2 separate regions of the Homo sapiens genome follow, and region 2 is linked to region 1. A link is an interaction called in ENCODE POLR2A ChIA-PET data of the cell type or tissue named here. Cell type or tissue: Caco-2. All regions are shown on one strand.

Region 1 (2,500 bases):
GTTAGGTATTATTATTAATAGTAATTAAACTTGAGCTATTCCTTATTCACCTAATTACTATCAGAAATATTACTAAGTGTGAAGGTTATTGATTTAGACTCCGTTAACCTATTTGCGTTCAATTTGGCATCAGCTTAACATAACTAAGCAAGACTGTTTGTATTTTTAATGTAGCCGAAAGGACAAGGCTTTAGCTTCAAAATTTTGTGGGTTAAGGGTGCTGATTAAATATTACCATAATGTAGTACAGGTAGCCTTAGTGGTTTAAAGAATGACTAATAGTATGTGAGTTCTGGGGTGGGAACTTAATACCTGTTACTTGTGGTACGGTGAATCACTTATCTGCCCTGGACCTTTGTATGTGTGCCTGTTCCGTACTGGTAACCCCATTAGCTTCCTTCCATGATCAATGAGGTGATCACTGACACAAAGCAGCTGTTTTCTAAGTTTTGACTTATCAGAGTCTGAGGGATCCTAGAACCACATTATATATCACTCTTCCATCTTCCCTTTTTGAAAATTTAGAGTATTTTTTTAAATTGCTGCTATTGGCTGGGTGCGGTGGCTCACGCCTGTAATCCTAGTACTTTGGGAGGCTGAGGCGGGTGGATCATGAAGTCAGGAGTTCAAGACCAGTCTGAACAGCATGGTGAAACCCAGTCTCTACTAAAAATACAAAAATTAGCCAGGCGTGGTGGTACGCAACTGTAATCCCAGCTACTTGGGAGGCTGAGGCAGGAGAATCACTTGAACCTGGGAGGTGGAGGTTGCAGTGAGCTGAGATGGCACCACTGCACTCCAGCCTGGGTGACAGAGTGAGACTTTGTCTCAAAAAAAAAAAAAAAATTGCTGCTACTCTGGGACAGTTGCTCAGAATGCTGGCGCTTCAGCTTCTGGTGTGTAGCTTGCAGCCATGTTTCTAAGGACCAGAAGGGAAGGAGTTCAGGATTGTGAAGGGGACTACTTTCCCCAGTTCATTATACTGTGCTGGTCCCAACATGTTTTCTGAAACTCAGCAGATACGATTCTATAGCCTGCTTGGAAATTATCCCGCAAGTCTCTAAGACTCTCAGTTCCCTATCTGAGAAGAATTGGATCAAAGTAAGAATAAGCAGAGTTTTTGTCATAGCATCTATCAAATATTTGTCTCCCTGAAAAAATTTTCAGGTAAAGACCATCCTTTGAGCCTTCTCAGAGACCAACAGTCTGCAGTATAAAAAAATCTGTGTTCAGTGTTTTGTAACTTTACCAATTTGAAGTCTCTTCCCAAAATAAGTAAATAATGGGATAAAGGTAATTATGGGTTTCCTCATCTTTTCTACTTACCTGTTCCCTGTTATGATTAAACACACATGGCTTATAACTCTTTTGGAAACAAACTGAATTACCATTATTATCCTTTCAACACTTGCATGGTATTATAATTCATTTCAATCACCAGTACAACACAGTGGGAGTTAGGAGACCAGTGGGGCGTGGGGAGGACCTGGAGAAGGGCAAACATTTTCCTTTTTATTGGTTTTGGGAAGCCTCCTTCTTCTCCGAAGGCACTTCTTGGGGAAAACTGTTTTCTTCCCAAAGCCTAATAAAGATTAGTAAGAGATGTCTGCAAAGATTTAGAAGCTCTTTGAAAGAAAGACAAGGATAAACATTCACTATCACTGTTATTATCATTAAAAAGGAAAGCCCAGCATGTGATGTTTTGGGTCACTTCCAGTGGCCTTGTTTGATGTTCACGGTTCCTTTTTTGACCTTTACTTCTTGATATCTTTATACATTTATTGAGGCTATTGGACAAAGTCTTGAGATACTGAGCAATACAGTGCTAAGAATGAATGATTGCTAGACTCCATTTCTATGGGTGGAATTTCTGAAAATGTGTTTTGTCTTTAGATACCCTGTTGTTCCAGTTTGGCAATATTGGTGGCAAGGTTAATTTAATATCTGGTCACTTGAATTTTTACTTCCTATTCTGTACCTTACCCCAGAACCAAAGTTCTATAGGATACTTTTCATTAAATAAATAATAAATTAACTGGAATTTTTTCTCTGCTATGCTTATTAACCAGAGATATATCAAAAAAGAAGCAGATGTAATGGACCTAAAAAGCAAATAAGAACTTCCCAGGGAGATTGTAAGTTTAGCCCAGTCTCTTATATTATTTCATGCCAAAAATGACCATAATGATATCCTTGTAGTGTAGACACCAAGTAAAGGCTAACTTTCATTCAACATGATGTATTTAGGCAGGAAAGTGCACCAATACATTGAAGAAAGGATTTCAACAGTACAGATTGAATTTTTAAGGACTTCCTGGTCTTCAGAAAGGTAAATAAATCACTGTCAACCTAAAAGGAAGAAGCTGAGGCAAAATTAATATAAGTGGAGAGCTTATTTGAGCCAAGTTTAAGGATTGCAACCCCAGAGCCTAGATTCAAGTTGCCCTGAATATACACTCTGATTAGCAGCAGTTACAAGTGGATTTTTAAAAGCAAAAAA
Region 2 (2,500 bases), 130 kb before region 1:
AAAAAAGGGGCAGGGCTGGGTTGGGCAGGGTGTGTTTCAGGTGGGGATGGTGTGTGTGTCCGTGAGTGGGAAGGGAGTATAGGTCGCAGGGAGCAAGCAGCGAGTGGCTGTACTGTTTTGCAAAACAGCCAGGAGTCATTGGCCTGTGAGAGTGTATGTATGTGGGGTGGGGTGGGGGTGGGGGTTCGAATTGGTTGCAAAGAGCATCTGACCAACAGTTTCCTAGCATTTGCCTCTTTTTGTGTGACCCTGGGCAATCTCTTGCTCCCCCAAGCCAATCTCTGTGCTTCCTCCCAGCTCTAAAATGCTATAGTTTGGTTAGTCTAGTTCCAATTAGATAAGAAAGCAGTCCCCCCTAAACCTTGATCCAGTGGAGTTGCTTTTTGGCTATAGATCTTACCTTCTGATTTGGTGCCTCTGTCCTCTCTCCTCTCAGGAGAGTCTGGCCTGGGCAAATCCACACTTGTCAATAGCCTCTTCCTCACTGATCTGTACCGGGACCGGAAACTTCTTGGTGCTGAAGGTAAGGAAAGGAGAGGACAATCAGGCAGACTTGCCTTGGGAAATTAAACTCACTCCAGAGTCTGGGGGATGGGGCTCTCCCCCACATGCAGGAAACCATGGCCTCCTAGAGAGACTGACAGCAGCTCTCCATAGGCCTAACTGCCTGGCAGCCCACCAGCCAGCTCCCTAAAGATTTGGGTGCTGAAGCAGGGCAGAGACCAGAGTCTTGCTCTCTGAATGAGTCTCTGACCCCCAAGGATTCCAGGAATCCAAGAAAAAAACCGGGAGCAGAGAAGAGGCTGGGGCCAGAGCCAACAGCCACCGGCATTTCCTGTGTTGGGAAATGTACTCCTTGCTGGTTCCCAGAGAACAGTCCCCCAGACAGCTTGGGAGTGGAGAAGGGGGCAGTGTGGATTAGGCAGTCTGAGCAACAAGGCTGGTTGGGGTGGGCGGTTCATCCTGACTGGGCAGGTCCCTGCCCTTGCCCTGGCCTCAGTTTCCCCTTTCTCCAGAGAGGATCATGCAAACTGTGGAGATCACTAAGCATGCAGTGGACATAGAAGAGAAGGGTGTGAGGCTGCGGCTCACCATTGTGGACACACCAGGTTTTGGGGATGCAGTCAACAACACAGAGTGGTATGTCTGAGTAAGCACAATCCCAGCTGCCCCTGAGCCACCCTTCTCCATACACAGGTACACACGTAGGCCCAGATATATCCATACTTATCAGGAGGAAGCGGTCTATGACCTTGAGCATGTGACTTCCCTTACTGGACAGCCATCTCCTCCTTTATAAAGTAAGAGGGAAAGGATTGGAATAGATGATTTTTAATGTTCCTTCCAATTCTGCCCTATGATTCTATAATGGGGTAGGGACATAAGAAAGAAGAGGCTGAGGCGGAAGTATCACTTGAGGCCAGGAGTTCAAGGCCAGCCTGGGCAACATAGTAAGATCCCATCTCTACAAAAAGTTTTAAAAATTAGCTGGGCATGGTGGCATAGGCCTGTAGTCTCAGCTACTGGGGAGGGTGAGGCAGGAGAATCACTTGAGCTCAGGAGGTTGAGGCTGCAGTGAGCCATGATTGCACTACTGCACTATAGCCTAGAAGACAAAGCGAAACCTTCCAAAAAAAAAAAAAAAAAGATAAGAAAGAAGAGCCTTAAAAACAAACACATGTGAAGTGTGAAAACATGTAGCACAGAGTTGATTACATAGTAGATGCCGAATAAACTGTCACCCTTTTTCCTTTCACTAGCAACATTTTAGGTGCCGCACACAATCTTGTTGAAGGGCTGGGCATGTATGGAGGGAGGGTAAAGGTGAGGAAGAATAGGCAAAAGGGAAAAATGGTGGAACTTTGTTTAAACTCCAGGCACCCTCTAGGCTACCTGCCGAAAGAAAAGCTGGATTTACCACAACCCCCTATCATTCGGGCTTTTTTATTTTTCAGGCACTGGAGGGACCCCCCTCCAGCTAATGGTCAGTAGGTCTGACCGTTACCTCCAGCTTAGGTAATGGTCAGACCTAAGTGAGTAGATGAAGAGGGAAATGGATGAGATTGACAGGAGAAAAGGTGGTAGCTTTGATGAAGAAGTTAGGCAGGCAGTGCTAAGAGCCCTAGACAGAGAGTTCAAATCTTGATTGGCATTTAGTAACTTCATGATCTTGAGCAAATGATCTCCTTCAATCAATTTACCTACTGTCTCTTACCTTCCATAATACTAATAATTTCATTTGCCAGGCACCTCACAGTTTAAAGTGTACCTCCATATATATTCATTTTGTCAGACACTTATTTAATTAAAATATACCAGCCCTTACCACCTCTCCAATTGATTTGAACATCACCCAACATGATGCATGCGCACTGAAAAGTGTAAAGGGCTATTTACAGCATACTCAGGAATTTTAACAATGGTAATTGCAGGACCAGCAACATAATTTGTTGGGCCCAGTGCAAATGAAAATGTAGGGCCCCGTGTTCAAAATTTTTAA

The links. ChIA-PET counts read pairs that join two places held together with the same protein. Peaks named below come from ENCODE experiments on the same cell type or tissue, not always from the same donor. Only the 100,000 strongest peaks of a DNase experiment are listed, where the experiment ranks them.
Region 2: POLR2A ChIA-PET joins it to region 1 with 7 read pairs; 4 of 35 experiments call an interaction of 5 or more read pairs at or near these places.

The regions. Positions count from the first base shown.
Region 1 is chr17:58,397,990-58,400,489 of GRCh38, reverse strand. The region is part of intron 2 of RNF43 (ring finger protein 43); the gene reads left to right. Among named protein-coding and RNA genes, the nearest start is that of RNF43, 18 kb to the left of the region's middle. RefSeq lists an enhancer at 1,171-2,026. In Caco-2, no CTCF peak of the experiment used is centred here; DNase peaks (open chromatin) are centred at 1,489 and 1,709.
Region 2 is chr17:58,523,718-58,526,217 of GRCh38, reverse strand. SEPTIN4 (septin 4) reads left to right here. Exons shown (of 14, transcript NM_001368771.2): 6 at 437-523; 7 at 1,017-1,140. SEPTIN4-AS1 (SEPTIN4 antisense RNA 1) reads right to left here. Exons shown (of 5, transcript NR_110810.1): 2 at 401-517. Among named protein-coding and RNA genes, the nearest start is that of SEPTIN4-AS1, 5.1 kb to the right of the region's middle. In Caco-2, no CTCF peak of the experiment used is centred here; no DNase peak of the experiment used is centred here.